Linked DNA regions of Mus musculus: all the other regions are linked to region 4. A link is a loop called in an ENCODE intact Hi-C map of the cell type or tissue named here. Cell type or tissue: left cerebral cortex. All regions are shown on one strand. Each heading gives the region's core, and the rest is flanking DNA. Links, peaks and the distances in the headings are about the cores only.

Region 1 (4,745 bases), core at 349-4,348, 81 kb before region 4:
CTCATGGCTGAACAAGAGTCGCAGCCACAGGAAACGGCCTCGGCAGGAGGGGAGGAGGGGTCTGGAGCAGGCGGAGGTGGGCAGGAGCCCAAGACACCAGGCCTCTGGTCGGCTGGGACCAAACGACGGGCGAGACTGAGTCAGCGCTCACTGGCCTAGTTCCTGTCTTGCTCCAACCCTCTGAGCAGGGTGATGCTTCCCAGACTCTCCGTAGACATTGCCCTGGCAGGGCCTCTCCCCCTCCTCCACTCTGCAATGAGCATTATAGGCTGCACCCGCCTGGGCAGTGGGCGCTCTCCCCGTAGTACTTCATAGTACTTCTGGCCGGAAAGTTCCGGGCTTAGTGTTCACTCTGGTTGACATGGGCTTCTGGTACCCTGAGCTGCTGCTCTCCGAGCCTCTGCTCTACAGGATTCCATCCAGATCCCTCCCTGCAGCGACAGTGCTCTGAGGCAGGCACTGTCAGGAACAGCTCAGTTCCCTGCAGCTGCATGAACCTCGGGGAACTTTGTCCCAAAAACTATGGTTTTGGCTCTGGCAACGTCACGCCCATTGGTACTGCGGAACACCCCCTACCCACCCCCAAACAGCCCCCTTTCTGTGAGGGAATTTCCCTTTGGACATGCCCTTTGGCCCTGGCCCAGCCACAGCTGTGGCTAGTCCCTCAGGGCCGGATGGGTGGGCCCATCTCACCGGGTTTGGGGACTGGGATGGAAAATGGTGGTTCCAGGCAGGTCAGTTCTCATGACCCAGGACAGTGCCCTTTCAAGGGCTGCCGCCAGACCAACTCGCAGAGGGTCTCCAGGAGTGAAAAACTGAGATAGGGAGGGGGAGGGAAAACTCAGCAAAAGAAGACTGGGTAGGACCAAAAAGACCGGGGGTGGGATGTGTGCAAAGACCATCGAAGGATGGGGAGGTGGCACAGAAGAAAGAAAGGGTCATGGCAATACTCGGTAGGGACTGAGCAGGCAGCAGGACCGCAGATCGAAGAAAAGAAGGGGGGATGGGAGGGTGGAGAGTCTCCGAAGCGCCAAGGAGCGCTAAGCGGGCACAAGAGGCACGGGGCTGGGGGCCCGGAGCGGGCTGCGCGAAGGCCGAGGGGACACCGGGGTGCTTCGCGGGACTCACCATGGCTCGGCGTCGGGAGGTGTCCCACTCTCCGGCGGGCGGGCGGGGCGGGTGAGCCACCGCCTCCCTCCGGGCGCTCAGTCTCGCCGGGTCTAGCTGCAGGACAACTCGCGCGGCGACCGCGGCTCTCCCCGCTCGTTCGGCAGCCCAGGCCGCGGGGGCCCCGCCAGGGAGGGCCGAGACGGCCGCCTGCACCGCCCCGCCCAGCCCGGGACCCCAGCCGAGAAGCCCCCCCAACCCTGGCCACAAGCCTCGCCTCCGCTCCCCTGGCTGTCTGCTGCCAGCCCGCCCCGCCCCCTCCGAGAACCGCCCAGCTGAGGACGCCCCGGGTTTCCCGCGTCTTCTTCGCTCTGCGGGATCAGTTCAGCCTCAGCTCGGGACCCTGCAGGGGACCCGCCTAGGTCCCAGGTTGCCCGGCGGCCAAAAGCCTTCTTCCATCTCTAGGGTCCATGACACATCTCCGGTCCGTGGCAAGGCTTGGCAAGGTCCTGGGGCCCAGGTCGATCCACAGCCTTTAGTTCCCTTTAGGTAGAGCTGAAGGCCGGGAAATTAGGGTATTCCCCCAAGCCTTGGGCGTTTGCCCGCCCTTCTTCCCCTTCCACCTTCTTGGGTCTCAAGGCTCCATGAGACTACAATGGGCTCCTGTGTGCAGCCTGGGGAGGGCGGGGGATGAGGGGAATTACGAAGTAAAGGCTTGGCATGTGGGGTGGGGGGATATGTGTCACGGCTGAGAGGCCAGGGCCCCGGGATCAGGATCCCTCTGTAGGGTCTGGGGGCGTTTGCGGAGTTGCTCCACGCTGCCTTTGCCTTTTTCTCTACCTTAGACCCCTGTTGCTCTGCGGTTAGAGAAGGGGAAGCAACAGTTCCCGGATTAGACCCCACGCTTTAGTACTGATGTCAGATCTTTCCTTCTTGTTGCAGGGCGATAGTGGCCCATATGCTAGGGCTTTTGGCAGTGACTATTATCTTACACTTCAGACAAAAGGGGCTAGGCTCCTTTAATTTTTTTTTTTTTTTGCCTCACCTACAAACTCGAGTATCACTTCTACATGGAAGTGAAGGCCGAGTGGGGTCTCTCAAAAAGGCTTGAGGAACCGCAGCACATCAAGGGGTTGCCCTGCCTGTCTCTGAGTCACAGACTGGTCCAAAAGGTGGACATTTGGGAGGCGATCTGAAAGGTACTCATTTCCCAGAGAGATCGTGAAGGTGTTGGCATTGCAGTTAGAGGGTAAAGTTTATTTAGAAGACGTGTGGTAGTGGATACAGTCGATGAGGCTTGGAGCAGGAGGAGAAGAAAGGGCCTCCATGACAGGCTCTTTTCATCTTAGGATGCTACATTCTGCCCCTTTTCCTGTGGGTCTGGAGAAGGGAGAAACTTAATTCATGGGGATGACACGAGCCCTCTGGTTCATAGGGTTAAAAAAGAATCTCAAGCAGGGAAAACCCTGTGATTAACCGGCAAGAACTGTGGAGCTATCTCCAACCTTCCAGTTAAGGTAGACTCTTCAGTCTCCTTGTTATTAATGACCAAGAGAGTGAGATTTTACTACCCCCTGGTGTCTGCCTGGTAAATACTGCCCAGCAGCAGGTTGTAGAGGCCTTCTAGGGAAGTTTTTTTTCAGAGGATTTTCTGTAAACCTTACTCATCAAATCTAGTTCACCCATTCTCGGTCTGGAACGATTGAACCTTCCCTTATTGGAACTTAAGATTCCTTATGCTCAAATCATTTGGTAGAATCCAGGGACACCCATAGCTAGGCAGTGAGATATAAACATATATCATGGGAAAAAAGATCCATTCAAAAGCTTTGAACTGGTGGCGTGAAGGAGTTTGGATTTAGGTTCTGAGATATAAGTTATCCCTTCTTACCATGAGTTTCAGTACATGGTGTGTGCTTACAGTGGTTAACAGCCCTTTCTCCGTAGGGAACTCTTACCTACCAGTGTGCATACAATGCAGTCTGAGTTGGTGTGTGCTCTTTGGTAGGTGATGTGAAGGGATAGCATAAAGCAGAGATAGAGAAGATACCAAGCTAACAGGTCCTCTCCTGCATCACAGATACTTTTCAATGTGGTTTATATATTTTTATTTATTATTTATTTTTATTAGATTTTTTCTTTATTTACATTTCAAATGCTATTCTGAAAGTTCCCTATACCCTCCCTCCGCCCTGCTTCCCTACCCACCGACTCCTGCTTCTTGGCCCGGGTGTTCCCCTGTACTGGGGCAAATAAAGTTTGCAAGAACAAGGGCCTCTCTTCCCAGTGATGGCCGACTAGGCCATCTTCTGATACAAATGCAGCTAGAGACACGAGTTCTGGGGGTACTGGTTAGTTCATATTGTTGTTCCACCTATAGGGTTGCAGACCCCTTCATCTCCTTGGGTACTTTCTCTAGCTCCTCCATTGGGGGCCCTGTGTTCCATCTTATAGATGACTGTGAGCATCTACTTCTGTGGTTTATATATTTCGAGTTCTTTCGAACCTAGAAAATTCCTACATATTTCATAGAAGAAGACATTTCATTTTATTGAAATGATGTAACTTTGAATATATACTGTACAGTACTTGGGAAAGCCAGGGCTTGTGTCCAGCTGTCTGACTCCACATTTTCACTCTTAACCAAGTTGTAAGTTATAGTAGTTTAGCTGTCAAAGTACATACAAGAACTTTATTATACCACCTTTTCTACCACCTCACTGTCCCATTAATATAATGTTGCTTTTGTAATAGTGCTGAGTGTCTAAAAGTGGTAAATGTGTCTCTGTGGACCAAAGGAGAAAGAAAGTCCACTTCTATCTAGACTTGGTATAGAATAATAGTTAAATCAATTCCTAAGAAGTGTTCTGTATGGTTGCAATGGAGAAGCTGTGCATGGAGTTACCCTAACGTGGGGGGAAGGCAGAAGAAACAGCTGTGTGTGTAACGTGTACTGCCTAGGTAATGAGCTGCAACATACCAGCCATGCATAGAGGGTTGATGCTTTGGGCTGCCCACCAATCCTTAGCCACCTGAGGAGGAGCTGTGGTAAGGGTCCTGCTTCAGTTCTGTACCTCAGTCAAGAGAAAATTGGAGGACCATAAAGGGGAGTTTTAGGATCAGATATGAAGGGATGTGTTCTTGTTAGCAGCACTTTCCAAGGAAACTGGGTATCAAAAGTTAGTTGTTTTAGGATAAGAATAAATAAATATTGCATTGGCTCTATTTGGTGTGATTTTTCTGTTTTACGTTACTTTTTGATTGATAACATTTCTTTAAAAGTTTATAACTCGGGGGCTGGAGAGATGGTCCAGCAGTTAAGTACATTGATTGCTCGTCTGAAGAAGGTCCTGAGTTCAATTCCCACATGGTGGCTCACAACCATCTGTAATGCAATATTCTGGTGTGTTTGAAGATGGCTAAATGTATTCATCTACAAGTAAATAAAGTTAAACGAAAGCTTATAACTTGTGGGGCTGGAGAGATGGCTCAAGGATTAAGGGCACTCAGACCTGGACTCAATGGTCCCAGAATTCACACAGTGGCTCACAACTGTCTGTAACTGTAGTTCTAGGGGATGTTACCCTCTTCTGACTTCAGCAGGCACCAGACATAGGCATAGTACACACACACACACA
Region 2 (4,745 bases), core at 489-4,488, 120 kb before region 4:
AGGAAAGCAGTGCCATCTTCCAGCCTCTAAGTGCAGCAGGTGGGCTTGCAGTAGAGATACATATATGTAGACAAAACCCACCCACACATATAAATCTTAAAGAGCGGCAGGAGGGGGCAGGAGAGCTGGAGAGTGGTTTTTCACTAGCTGCTCTTCTAGAGGACCCAGGTTCAATTCCCAGCACCCGAATGGTAGCTCTGTACTGTCTGTAACTCCAGTCCCAGGGAACCCCATTCTCTTTCCTGCCCTCTATGCGCATTTCAGTCATGAGGTGTACTTTCAAGCATGCACACAAAACGTTCATACACATAAAAATAAGTAAAAAATTTAAATAGTAATTAAAAAAAAAAGCCTTGGAAGAGGCAAAGGAGAGACAGCAACAACGCAAGGGGAGAAGTGCAGACATTTGGACGAGCCTTTGCTGTCCTAGGTCTCCTGTTGGTCTCTTAAATACAAGAATCTTGACAATGTTCACATCTTCCTTATGTCCATCTAGGGCATTGCATTTCAAGGCAGGGAGGAGTGATTTTGATCCTTTGGGGGCTAGCCAGCAAAGTTTGGAAAACATATCTGGTTGTCATAGTAGTAGGGAGGTCAAGTAGATATTGGTCAGTAATGAAGGGCAGGACAGAGCAGTCTTCCACAACAAAAACTGGTATGATCCAAATACCAAAAATGTCAAAATGAGTGTGGTCGGTTGAATAGGTCTGGCACCCATAGATACATGTGTGTGAAGGCTCAGGCATAGGAAGTGGCACTATTTGGAGGTGCTCCCTTATTGGAGGAGGTGTAACCTTGTTAGAGGAAGTTTGTCACTGTGGATGTGGGGCTTTGTGGTCTTAAATGCTCAAGCTATGCCCAGTGTGAAATACAAAAATCTAGTCTCCTTCTGCTGCCTTCAGATCCAGATGTAGAACTCTCAGCTCTTTCTCCAGTACCATGTTTATCTGGATGCTGCCATGCTTCCCACCATGATGATAATGGATTAAACCTCTGCATCCACAAACCAGCCCCAATTACATGTTTTCTTTTATAAAAGTTGTCTTGGTTATGATGTTTCTTCACAGCAATGAAACCCTAACGAATGAGAAGAAACTCTGTTTTTGGAATACCAGTCATCTTACATTATAGTCTTGCCTGGGCTCAGTCATTCAGATTAGAGAGCATGGGTGTATCAACTAAAAATTATCGAACTGGAGAGATGACTCAGCAGCTAAGAGCAGTTGTTGCTCTCTCAGAGGAGCTGGCTTCAGTTCTATTCCCACAATCATCCACATAGCAGTTCACAAACATCCATAATTCCAGTTCCAAGGGATCTGAAGGATTCTTCTGACCTCAGGCACCAGGCACACATACATACTCACAGGCAAAACAGTCACATAAAATAAATTTTAAAATGAAAAAAAATATCACCTATAATATACATGTATTGATGTACATATGTATTATATATGTATATACTACAAGAGGCTGGAGAGGTTAAAAGTACTTGCTGTTCTTACAGAAGATCTGAGACAGACAGGTGGATTTCTGTGAGTTTGAGGCCAGCTTGACCTATATACAGACTTCTAGGTCAGCCAGTATTACACAGTAGGACCACATCTTGAAAAAAACAACTCACTACATGTGATGATGCACACTTGTAATTCCAGCACTCAGGAGACAGAGACGGGATGATCACTGTAAACTTGAGGATAACCTGGTCTTCAGATTAAGTTTTGGGCCAGCCACTGGCTTTTTAAACTACAGATGTTATACGAATATTGTGATAACGAAAAATAGCACCAACCAAAAATGCTTTCCCACCTTCAGAAACAATCACCCTGCAGTCCAGTTTAGGGCAGTCTCCTAGTCCTTGGAGACCTTAATCACGCGTTTGCAGACCCCTTTGTATTAACTGGCACTACGGACCACACCACTGCCATCCTGCTCAGTGCATCAACTGGATATGGAATCTGCAGTAGTTGGGCCAGTCCAGATAGAGGTCATGGTATAGAGCAACAGTAAGCAGGCCTTAGACAAGAAAATGGCACCAGACACTACACGGCAGGCCCATGGCGTCCAGACACCACACGGATTATCTCTCACTAAGATGAGGAGAATCGTACTTCTAGGCGAATTAACTAGGCCAAGCAGGCAGGTCCACCTCCCGTTGTTGCTGGGCTCCAGGCCAGGAATGTATAACAGACTGGAGGCCTAGTGGAGTCTGATGCCTCCTGTACCGCCCTCCGTCCAGGTCAGGTTTCCCGGATGTTCAATGACGCATGCGATGGGGGGCGGGGTTGGGGAAGTCTGGTGAGACTTCACAAAGTGGAGAGGAGATTCTTTGCTCTAACCAAGCTACTTTCTAGTGCCATTTCTAGAAGGAAGACTTTTGTGATACCTCAACCCGGACAAGAGGCCACGAGGTGGCAGCAGAGGACTCAGCCTGAAACTTAAACCCCCGAGCCAAAAAAGCAGGTCGAGAAACGGAAGAGAACTCACTTGGGAGATATCGTCAGTTGTAGTCAAAGTCAGAATAAATGACTGAATTTCAAAGAAACGAGAGTAATATTCATCAGAATGGGGTTTCCCCGCCCCAACTCTCACAGGCTTAAGTTGCAAAGGAAGTCGTCCAACTTGAACTGTCTCTTCTAAGAGAATAGAAGGGGTCGTGACCTTTAAAAAGTGACGTCAGCAGGAGCCTTGTCACAATCTCTTTTTGTTAAGTTCTAATTGAAATAAAATGGGTGACCTCCATAGAGGCTGCCAGATCGGTGCAGAATGGGTCAGATGGCGTGGTCACTAGGAGCATGGTAGCCATGCAGAATTCTAGAGTAGCCAGGGACTCTGGCCCAGTCAGGGTGGCGAGGGTAGTCATGAGAAACAGAGAAGACTCCCTTTTGGCTTGTAGCATGCAAAAGGTAACAGACAGAGGAGGAGCCTGAAGCAATCTCCTGATTTATATGCTAATGTACCTGCCTTTCCACATTCCCTTACCAACCCCACTCCCAGCTGACCATCAAAACTCTCTTCCAGTATTGCAAAATATCCCCCCCCACCCCCACCCCCCCGCAGGCAAACTGACCTTTTCCTGGAAAGCAATGTCTAGAGGGGTAGTTTCATGTTTAACCCCTCCAACACAGGTGTGTTTCACCAGAGCTACAGAAACCGCACTGTACATCCCAACCCCCCAATTCTTCTAGTTGTTTTCTGGTTTTTCAAAACAATTGAGTTTTCCTGTGTAGCCCCAGAGGTCCTAGAGTTAGCTCTGTAGACCAGGCTGGCCTTGAACTCAGAGTGATCCTCCTGCCTCTGCCTTCTGAGAGCCAGGATTCAACCCAAATTTTTGCCATCTATTTGCATAATGCAGAACTTGACACTTCAGTCTACTGAACTATAGGCTGAATCTGACCCTTGAATTAAAAAAAACATTTTTTTTATTATTAATACTTAAAATAAGAGTGTTCTAAATTTCTGACTTCTATTCAAATCCGGAAACCATGGCACTACCGGAGCCAGAGCTGCCCACGGCAGTAGCTGGTGGAGTTGAGGACAGACATCCATTTAGCAGTGTGTACTGCTGAGTTCCCAGCAGTTCTCACTTCACAGGCAATCTAGTTCACTCACTTACACCATTATCTGCCTTCTTAGACAATTTATTTTCCACCTCTCAAGGGCCTCATCATTTTAGAGGTCTTGTGCATGACTCTATTTTCGCCATATGATTCAGTAAGATAAGCAGAAGAAGCATGGTGTAATGGCCATGCAAATGAAGTGTAGTTCAGACAGATCTTATGCGCTCAAGCAACAGAGCCAGAATCTAGGTCTCCTGACGCCTGGTCTTGTTTTTCTCCCACTAAGAATTTCACACGGAAGCTCACTGAACTAAACAAGGAGAAATAGGCATGGTTGCTAGTAGACAAATCCCAACTGCGGAGCCATTCAAGCTTCACCACAAATTTCCAACCTTTTCCTTAAATTGTTTGCTCCCCCTCATATTCTATAGTATCTTCCCCAGGAAACTGAGTGAGGCTTTACGACTTAATTTGGCCAACCAATTGTGATGGAAGTTAACATGTATCCATTTGGCGAGCAGCACTGCAGAATTCATAAACAATTCTTCACACTTAGTTCACGATGTAGTGGGGGAGGCAAACTTATGGTGACACAGTAGGGTCTTCATACAGTAAGGCTCAGTCAAGCATGGTGAGTGGCACGTGCCTTTAACTCCAGCACTTACAGGCATGTGGATCAAGGTCTACATGGCAAGTTCCAGGCAGGCAAAGATACATGTGAGACCCTGCCTTTTAGAAAAGAAAAGAAAAGAAAAGAAAAGAAAAGAAAAGAAAAGAAAAGGAAAGAAAAGAAAAGGAAAAAAAATTGAGCCTCCAGCATCTTAGGATCTTAATAATTTACAATGAACAAAGGCCCTTGTCGGTTATTCTGGACACAAAGTAATGAGAAATAAAACCAGAGGTTTTGGCCCTGAGTGTTCAGCATTGTTAAGAGACCCATTTATACGGTCCTTGAGTTTCTCTTAAGATGCAGAATGCAATATCCAGGTTTCCGATTACCGCGGTAAAAGCTGGAAGACAGCTAATTGCTGTTTTCTCTTTATAGTTTCTTTGGCCACTACGTCCTGACTTTGAAGAAAAATATTCTTTTCTCAGAGCCCTTCACTATCCCTGCAGTTTGATTGGGGGAAGAGAAAACATGGAGGAGGCCCGGATTGCGTTCTCTCCATTCCAGAGCCTGATCCCAGA
Region 3 (4,745 bases), core at 226-4,225, 110 kb before region 4:
TGTGACAAGGGTTTGCCCCTTCATAAAGCCTTGCCCCCCTCCACTAAATGTTGAAAATTAAAAAAGCTTTGGACCCCCAGTGTTTTCTTTGCTGATAGGTAGGGCTGACTCCTGGCCCAGTACTCTTCAAATCTGTAAGTAAAGTAATGCTTGGGTCCTCTTAATTTTTCTTAGTAACCCATTTCAGTTTCATGAGTCTCATTGTAAGGAAGTTTTTTATTGAGTATTTATTATGTTTGAGGTTTAAAAAAAGAAGCTAGGCCCAAGTTCATCTAGCCTGAGCAAGATACAATTCTCTATGGAAGGAGGAAGGTAGATTAGATGACTTCTGGTCATCCACTGAAGCCTAAATTCCATGACCTTGTCAGCAGTTAAATAGCAGGGAAACCTCCCATTGCCTTCCTCTTCCTCAACTCTGTCCTTCCCAGCCCTGTGCTACACTTGTCACGGGTAGGGAATTTTAGATGGAGAATTTTAACCCCTTCCTGCTCCGAGCTTGTGTGGATCCCCTATCTGTGCAGATGGCAAGGCCCCGCCCCCCATCCCTCACTCCAGCCTCTTGAGCTCAGAGCCAGTGTAATCCTCCTCTTGTGTGAGGAAGCCTCTCCCCTGCAGAGAGGAGGAAAGCCCGCTTCGGAGCAGCTCTGGACAAAGGGGCTGAGATGCCCCGTCAAACCACAGGCTCCAAGGTTTGAAACGGGGTGAAACCTAAATGGGATTTGCAGTTTTTAACCCCTTCCCTAGACTGGTAGTGCCCCTTAACTTCCAGGCCTCCCCCCAACTCTCTTCATTCCCTCTGTAGCTGGCTCTCCCTTCACGCCCCTCCCCCTCTGTCTCCAGACTCTGCTGCTGGGAGGTGTTTCTCTCCCATGCATGAATGAGTCTCTGTAATGAATGGAAATGAATGGATCAGGAATCCAGGAAGGGGGAGGGGGAGGAGGAAGACCAGAAGACTGGGTGCCGGCAGAAGCTAGGAGGAGGAACCTGGAGGGCTTCTGGCTGGCTGGCCCTGGTCTGAGAGGAGCTAGTACCATTTGGATAACAGGAGTATGGCTAGCCCTCCACATTTGTTTATCCAGGGGCACAGCCCAACGCGAGTGGAAGAGGGGTATACTATGATGGCCTCCCACATTGTGTGTGTGTGTGTGTGTGTGTGTGTGTGTGTGTGGTGGCGGCGGCGGTTCTGGACTAGGTGTTTAAAACATCATTTGGGGGAGGAAGTCTGTATTTATCATACAAGTTGGCAGATGAAGGGATGCAAGTTTTGAGGACAGCAAATAAGAAGGCTGGAATACCCCAAGATCACAATAGGAAGAAGGGATGGGTTTCAAGGATACAGGCTGCTAAGTGGGGTGACTCTACTGCCAAAAGCCAGGGCTCATCTTTCCTCCAATCGCTCTGTCTTGTTTTAGCACCTCCGCACCTGTTGCCTTCATTAGCAGCTTTTCTTCTTCCTCCTTCCAATCCTCAGAACCAAAGAATGTGAAGGGGGTCCATGGAGGTGAGTGAAGTTCTGTCCTTGACCTGCAAAGTGCCTTCAGCGGGACACCCTCTCCTGCCTCCTTTTTTGTTTCTTTGTTTTTTAAACTTCGTATTATAGTAGCATACGTTATTAACTTGGCCCCGGTGTCCAACTTCCACTCATCCCACAGTTTCTGGAGGTGAGAGGTATCAAGGTACCTAGGTTAGGTCCCAATCTCCCAACCTCCATACACACTCTTCTTACTGTTCTTCGTGCCTTTGCATTTTTCTACATTCTACAGGGTGGTCTTTTCCACCCTGTCCTCTACGTGCATCTTTCCCCACAGGGCTCACGTCCCCGCATCCTGGTCGGCCACCTAGAGCCTTCCCCACCAGCCTTCGACGGCGAGCTGGATCTGCAGCGCTACTCCAACGGACCAGGTGTCAGTGGGACTCCAGGACCCGGCTCGCCTGGGATGGGAGCAGTGGGTTGGTCTGAGACTCGTGCAGGCGAACGGCGCTTCCCTTGTCCTGTGTGCGGAAAGCGCTTCCGATTCAATTCCATCTTGGCTTTGCACCTGAGAGCCCACCCGGGCGCCCAAGCCTTCCAGTGCCCACATTGCGGCCACCGCGCAGCGCAGCGGGCTCTGCTGCGCTCACACCTCCGAACGCACCAGCCGGAGCGTCCACGCAGCCCTGCTGCACGGCTGTTGCTGGAGTTGGAGGAACGCGCCCTGCTTCGCGAAGCCCGACTCGGGAGAGCCAGAAGCTCAGGCGGCATGCAGTCCAGCCCTGCCGCAGAGGGCCTGGCTCGCCCTCAGGTCCCTTCCTCATCTGCCTTCCGTTGCCCTTTCTGCAAAGGCAAGTTTCGCACCTCAGCGGAGCGGGAACGCCACCTGCATATCCTGCACAGGCCCTGGAAGTGCAGCTTGTGCAGTTTTGGCTCCAGCCAGGAGGAGGAGTTGCTGCACCACAGTCTGACGGCCCACGGGGCTTCCGAGCGCCCCCTGGCGGCTACATCTACGCCTGAACCCCCGCCTCCACCCCAGCAAGAACCCAGATCTGCCCTTGAGCCTGAGCCTGAGCCTGAACCTAGGCCAGAGCCTGACCGGGAGGCAAACCCTGCCCCAACTCCTGCACCTCCGGAGGAGCCCCCTGCGCCACCTGAATTCCGTTGCCAGGTGTGCGGCCAGAGCTTTACACAGTCCTGGTTTCTCAAGGGTCACATGCGCAAGCACAAGGCCTCCTTTGATCATGCGTGCCCCGTATGTGGTCGCTGCTTCAAGGAGCCCTGGTTCCTTAAGAACCACATGAAGGTGCACACCAGCAAGCTGGGTCCTTTGCGTGCTCCAGGCCCTGGCTCTGCACCTGCCAGGGCCCCTCAGCCTCCCGACCTGAGCCTACTGGCATATGAGCCACTGGGCCCTGCACTCCTCCTGGCCCCAGCACCCGCTCCGGCTGAGCGCCGAGAGCCCCCAAGCCTCTTAGGCTACCTGAGTGTACGAGCTGGGGAAGTACGACCCAATGGTGAGGGTGCTGACCCTGGAGGTGGCCGAAGCTATGGAGGGTTCCGCCCACTGCCTTCAGCTCTTCCCAACCGGGCTCGGCGACACCGTACAGAGGAACCAGAAGAGGAAGAAGAAGTGGTGGAGGCTGAAGAGGAGAGCTGGGCCCGAGGCAGGTCGCTGGGCTCTCTGACTTCCCTGCACCCCAACCCAGGTGAGGGGTCAGGACAGCCTGCACCTGCCGCGGGGACCCAGGCGAGATCCACGGCCACCCAAGGTATGTACACACTATTTTCTTGGGGGGTTGTGGCATTTGGTCCTCGAAACTTTGTCCCACACGCCTTTTCAGAAGACTTGCTTCGATTTCTCCTGGGCTTCTGTCCCCGTACTCCCTCTTTCTTTCTTTCTTTCTTTCTTTCTTTCTTTCTTTCTTTCTTTCTTTCTTTCTTTCTTTCTTTCTTTCTTTCTTTCTTCCTTCCTTCCTTCCTTCCTTCCTTCCTTCCTTCCTTTCTTTCTTTCTTTCTTTCTTTCTTTCTTTCTTTCTTTCTTTCTTTCTTTCTTTCTTTCTTTCTTTCTTTCTCCTGGGCTTCTGTCCCCGTACTCCCTTTTTCTTTCTTTCTTTCTTTCTTTCTTTCTTTCTTTCTTTCTTTCTTTCTTTCTTTCTTTCTTTCTTTCTTTCTTTCTTTCTTTTTTTTTTTTTTTTTTGAGACAGGGTTTCTCTGTGTAGCCCTGGCTGTCCTGGAACTCACTCTGTAGACCAGGCTGGCCTTGAACTCAGAAATTCACCTGCCTCTGCCTCCCAAGTGCTGTGATTAAAGGTGTGCGCCACCACGCCCGGCTCCCTTTTTCTTACTGGAAGTTTTGTGGTTTCCTAAGGGTATTAACTCTTTAACAAATCTATGTTCCCCCAAACCTCTTTCCTTTTGAGCCCAAAGGGATGGTGGGTATAATGGGTACCTGATTGGGACAAGGCAGCGAGACCCTATATCTTCCTTTTAACGTGTTGCAGAAGAAAACGGGCTGCTGGTTGGAGGGACACGATCTGAAGCGGGCCGTGGGGCCACTGGCAAGGACTGCCCCTTCTGTGGAAAATCTTTCCGCTCGGCGCATCACTTAAAAGTGCATCTCCGTGTGCACACAGGTGAGGGAGGCTTTCTGCATAGGGGAGGGTCTAGGAGGAAGAAAGGTAAGAGCAGCCAGAAGGCTGGAGGTTCTGCTGGCCACCCTTCAGGTTGGAAAGATCATCTAAATCACCTCGCGGGGAGTCAGCGTTTGCTCCTTGGGATGAAGTTTGTAAATTGAGCAAAATACATGTGGGTGTGCGAGTGGTAGTGATCCCGTGACCTACTCTTCCCAGGTGAGCGTCCCTACAAGTGTCCACACTGCGACTATGCAGGTACCCAGTCGGGCTCGCTCAAGTATCACCTTCAGCGTCACCACCGAGAGCAGAGGAGCAGTGCGGGTCCTGGGCCTCCCCCAGAACCCCCGCCACCTTCCCAGCGGGGCTCACTGCAGCCGCAGTCAGGAGCCAAGCCAACTCAGGCCTCAGCCACCTGGGTAGAGGGCACTGCAAGTACCCGGCCTCCTTCGAGCAGCACCGGACCAGGGTCCCGTAGGAAGCCTGCTAGCCCTGGGAGGACCCTGCGAAACGGGCGAGGTGGTGAAGCCGAACCCCTGGACCTGTCCCTACGGGCGGGCCCGGGAGGTGAGGCCGGGGCAGGGGGTGCCCTTCACCGCTGCCTCTTCTGCCCCTTTGCCACTGGAGCTCCTGAGCTCATG
Region 4 (4,745 bases), core at 534-4,533:
ATGCGCCTGTACCCTGCCCCTTGCTTGCCTTTCCTTGTTCCTCTGAAAGCACCTGGGATGGCTTGTGGGGTATAAAAGCTGCACAGAGTGTGACCACGGGAGCCAAGAAAGTGGTGTCATTCTTTTTATTAATAGCATTTTTAAGCTTGGGAAAGAGGAGCTGTTGTAGAGATGTCATCAATATCATGTCCTTTAAGAAAACCGACTGAGGGGCTGGAGAGATGGCTCAGCGGTTAAGAGCACTGGCTGCTCTTCCAGCCGTCCTGAGTTCAGGTCCCAGCAACCACATGGTGATGGAATCTGATGCCCTCTTCTGGAGTCTGAAGACGGCTACAATATATTTATTTATTATATGTAAGTACATTGTAACTGTCTTCATACCTGCCAGAAGAGGGCATCAGATCTCTTTAAGGATGGTTGTGAGCCTCCATGTCACCTTTGCGTTACCTAGAGTACATTTTAGATGGATCATTCAGCAAGAGAGTAAACTCGGACACAGAGTGCTACGTACCACAGGGCACTGCTGCTTATAAGTTCATCCTATTTGTGATTCAAGAAGGTCACAGTCAAAGGGACTTCTTTTTAGGATTTTACTCACTGATGGATTCCAGGGGATCTGGGAGCAAAATGATGGTTCTGTAAGAGGCCGTTAAGCAATTATGAGTAACAACCATGGGGATTCAGATGTCTTGTAGCTGTCGCAGGTTCCTTCTTGGACTCTCGAGGCAAAAGGAGGGGGCTGGGGAGATGGCTCAGCATGTACAGTCCTTGTGCCACCATGACGACCTGTGTTCTGATCCCTAGCATACACTGAAAAAAAAAAATCTGGGTTTGACTGTGCACGTATAATCCCATGGCTGGGAGGCAGAGACAGGAGGACCCCAGGGGCTCACTAGTGGGCTAGCCTAGCCCATCAGTGGACACCATTTTCAGTTGGGACCTAGTATTGAGAGAACATTCTTCCTGAGGGTGTGGGGCTAAGCACTGTATGTCTCCTCATGACGCCCCAATAACAAAGCAAAGCTCAGCTCTATCAGAGTTCACCCTGGGGGGCCACCGAGTTCACTAAGCTTTCATAGAGATTATGGGTAACTTTAAGGCAGGTACCCTGGAAGGTCTGTACCCAGCCTAGGTGGTGACTCCCCGTTTGCGGCTCAGGTGGAGCTCTCGTCTAGTGTTCCCTGGGCTGTAGACTGTAGACTGCTCCCTCCCCAGGACTCCCAGGCCTCATGGAATTTGGCACAAAGGGCTGAGTTCTCAGGTGAGGGTCCTGTGACCCTGCTTCCTGCCTACGTGCCAACACGCCCAGGCGTGCTGATCTTTTACAAGCAGGAGTGACAACGGTGGCTGTTTGATTTAGAGGGTTGGGCTGGATGACACCCAGTCTCAAAAAATTAGGCGTAGAGTGATGGAGGAATCAACCCAAAGTCCACCTCTGCCTTCACACGTAGGTGTACAGACATAAACACTCAGGAGTACACTGTGAACATGCGCATGCGCGCGCGCACACACACACACACACACACAAATATGAAGGAGAAAGCACTTTATGAATTATGTAGATAGAATATTGTTTGCGATCATTAAAGCTTGCTTTATGGAAATCCCAACTGTCGCATTTCTTCAATGGCAGTGAGTGGGAAACTGGGCCCCTTGACATCAAGTGCTCACATTCCAACACGGTAGTGAGCCACTGTGTCCTTGTTGCTGAGGCTTTTCTTTCTTGTGCTGGGGATTGGACCCAGGACCTTGTGCGTGCTAGGCCAGTGCTCTACTACTGAGCTGCAGCCTTACCCCTAAGCCTATTTCCATGTTGTAGGCCAGTGTCAGAAGAGGGCGTTAGTGGGTTAGAGTTAGCTGCTGGATGGGTGTTGGGTCAGACAAAAAAGATTGCTGAAATGCCACAGGGAAAGAATGCAAAGCATGTAATCACTGGGGTCATTTAGCCCAACGTAAGGAAAAAGTGAAGCCCTAAGACCTCAACCAGCCTTTACTGGTAGAGCTGCTGTTGTGTATTATGGAAGGGAAGAGGAATCTTTGCTTGGTATCTGCCTACGAAAGTAGTACTGTTAGCAGAGTGATTTTCACATTTCATTTAAGTGTACATGTATGTGCATACAACTATAGGTGTTTCTGCTCCAGAATCTAAGGCAGGTGAAGAGGTGTTTTGCAGGAACTTGGGGGAGGACATTTGGTGTCTCTGGTTGACCCTAGTTTTTGGACCTACATAGTCTAGTTCACCTGTGGAGTCACAGCGCCGCCCTGTGGCCAGCCCCCAGTCTTACAGCCCTATTGTTCATGAACATAAGGCAGCCCTGAAACCAAGACCTGCTTTGAATCTTGTTTTTTTCCTAAGGAATTTGAGTGTCTTCCAGACATTAGGGGCAGGTGAGGTAAGAAACAGCTCAAGAGAATGAGAAATCAGAACAGAGTGAAAAAGGACCTTACAGTCAGTTTGAAGCTCTTATGAGTTTCATAATGACATTTTGGCCAGCCCTACATATATCTCACCACTTATGTGACAATAGACCCACAGTATTCTCTTACAGACGCCAATGGCTTCTTGGGTTGTGTAGCACATTCTCCAGTGTTTTCTCAACGACAAAAACATTACTGAATATATGCTTCTCAGAACATATCCTTGTCTTTAAGCAATATATAATTGTACAGACCTTACAGTAGGCAGAAGTGAAACCAAGATCAGAAGAAAGGTTGGAGTGGGAACAGCACCATTGAAAGGTAAGTCAGGAGTAACCTGAAAAGAGGGATGGATTCCGACCTGAGACTCAGGGTTCAGCAAGGATATATGGTGCCCGGAGCAATTTAACTCTCCCTCATGATGGTGAATTCATAGAAAATATAGGGTATACTCTGATAGGACCAGGTAGAGTCACTACGAACACAAAACCAGAAACCAAAACTAAAAACAAACAAAAAAACAAAACCAAAACCAACCAACCAAAGAAACAAAAAATCACCAAAACAAAACAAAACAAAACAAAACAAACAAAAAAACCCAACCCAAACCAAACAAAACCCCAAACCATCTTTTATATAGGCTGGGAATTTGTAAGCATCCCCAGAGATTGCATTTGAGGCATAATCTATTTTTGCTTCCTCTTTGCTAGTGCAATGGGCATCTCCTCAGGTTGCCGAGGGTGTCTGTGCTCCCACCCCAGCTCTGTAAGCTCTGGCATTGTTCTTTACACTCCACAGCTTCTTCAGGGAAGGACCGAGAGGCACAGGTTACCCCAGCAGAGTGAGTCTGAGGCTTTCACTCAACTCTCTCTTTGGTCCTGGGGATCAAACCCAGTTCCTCACTCACACTAAGCAAGGAGCCGTCAAATGTTGATCTTTGCCTGAAGACCTGTTCTTTCTGCTCCAGTAAAGTCTCTGAACTCTAGTTTCTCTTGCATTCCTCACAAACTGTTTTCCTGCGACTGCAACGTAGAAACCAAACCACACCACATCAGTCCCTCGGCCTTAAAGCAGAGGCAGGAAAGGTCCAGAAGGGTTACTTCAGACAATGCTGTGGACTGGCCTCAGTTGGCCCCCCTCAATCCGCAGGAGAAATCAGGGTCCTGGTACAGGTGGACAGGGAATCGGTGAAAAAGTGACAAACAGACAGGAACACAAGGGGGTGTTGTATCTGAATGTAATTTGTCAAGTGAGCATCAGTCTTACACATTACAGAAAACAAAGAAGTTAAGTGATAGATTAAGGTCATCCAAGTTACATTGAAGTTATCTGATGCAAAATTACTTTTACAACAAAACAGAGGAATGCGTACTAAAAGCTAACAGGAACCAACTGGGATAAAATCAGTGTTAGCAACTGGGATCAAAAACAGCCCCACTGCCGGGTGTGGTGGCGCACGCCTTTAATCCTAGCACAAGGGAGGCAGAGGCAGGCAGATTTCTGAGTTCGAGGCCAGCCTGGTCTACAAAGTGAGCTCCAGGACAGCCAGGGCTATACAGAGAAACCCTGTCTCAAAAAAACCAACAAAACAAAACAAAACAAACAAACAAACAAAAACCAGCCCCACCTAAGGTCAGCTTTAACTTAGAAGCCAGGGGCAAGGGCTTCATGCCCTTGCCATAGTTCCAATTGTAGTCTATTGTATAGTCCACCTTCCCCCTGCGCTCTAGGAAATTCCTGTGTATGGGAGTGACTCTGCTACTGTTTTAAGTATACTATGTAGATTAGCTCTGAGATTACTAGCTCTATTCTAGTGAACTGTAATGCCTGATTACTTTCACTGTCTCTTACAATACTAGAGGTAATTCTAAATGTTACTGAATAGATAAGATTCTCACTGAATTCCAAGCCCAGGGTTGGCTCAAACACTGCCTAGGACATTGGAACACTGGTGGAGGCTATTCTAACTTAGCTATATGTCAAAATCAATTCTTAGAGGCTCTTATAATAAAACAATATTGAGGGAAAGCCCACAGATTCGTTCACCGACTAAAGCAAGGACAGATTTGGGGCATTCGTTTTACAGGATGCCACGGTTCAAGGAGACTAAGTTTCCGTGAACTTTTCACCTCAGGACTGCCTCCAGGATTTTAGGCCTGTCACGAGAGTCACTACTGGAGTGGGTGTGGCAAGACAACAGCTTATTGGTAGCTGAAATAAGAAGCTGGCTTCTTGAAGGTTGGTTGGAAGCCTAATTCTTATTTCTTCTTCTTCTTCTTCTTCTTCTTCTTCTTCTTCTTCTTCTTCTTCTTCTTCTTCTTCTTCTT

The links. Peaks named below come from ENCODE experiments on the same cell type or tissue, not always from the same donor. Only the 100,000 strongest peaks of a DNase experiment are listed, where the experiment ranks them.
Region 1: a loop joins it to region 4, with 4 times the contacts of the local background. A loop is called at or near these places in 10 of 42 quality-filtered maps.
Region 2: it touches region 4 in a loop (7-fold over the local background); 21 of 42 quality-filtered maps call a loop at or near these places.
Region 3: it touches region 4 in a loop (4-fold over the local background); 29 of 42 quality-filtered maps call a loop at or near these places.

The regions. Positions count from the first base shown.
Region 1 is chr14:51,981,375-51,986,119 of GRCm38, reverse strand. It overlaps Arhgef40 (Rho guanine nucleotide exchange factor (GEF) 40), which reads right to left and starts at 1,287. Exons shown (of 24, transcript NM_198249.4): 1 at 1,129-1,287. The coding sequence starts at 1,131. In left cerebral cortex, for the core only: CTCF peaks have their summits at 431 and 2,696 (motif pointing left); DNase peaks (open chromatin) are centred at 408 and 1,337; H3K4me3 peaks cover 1,691 bases; H3K27ac peaks cover 1,374 bases.
Region 2 is chr14:52,020,787-52,025,531 of GRCm38, reverse strand. It overlaps a transcript of Zfp219 not described here. Among named protein-coding and RNA genes, the nearest start is that of Zfp219, 2.4 kb to the right of the region's middle. In left cerebral cortex, for the core only: a CTCF peak has its summit at 2,407 (motif pointing right); DNase peaks (open chromatin) are centred at 2,381, 2,685, 3,830, 4,130 and 1 more place; H3K4me3 peaks cover 903 bases; H3K27ac peaks cover 909 bases.
Region 3 is chr14:52,006,726-52,011,470 of GRCm38, reverse strand. Zfp219 (zinc finger protein 219) reads left to right here. Exons shown (of 5, transcript NM_027248.2): 2 at 1,413-1,501; 3 at 1,809-3,243; 4 at 3,976-4,107; 5 at 4,324-4,745. The coding sequence starts at 1,496. Among named protein-coding and RNA genes, the nearest start is that of Tmem253, 7.8 kb to the left of the region's middle. In left cerebral cortex, for the core only: a CTCF peak has its summit at 2,451 (motif pointing left); DNase peaks (open chromatin) are centred at 570, 883 and 2,423; H3K4me3 peaks cover 376 bases; H3K27ac peaks cover 1,367 bases.
Region 4 is chr14:51,900,513-51,905,257 of GRCm38, reverse strand. No RefSeq gene overlaps it. Among named protein-coding and RNA genes, the nearest start is that of Slc39a2, 9.3 kb to the right of the region's middle. In left cerebral cortex, for the core only: a CTCF peak has its summit at 2,258 (motif pointing left); a DNase peak (open chromatin) is centred at 2,248.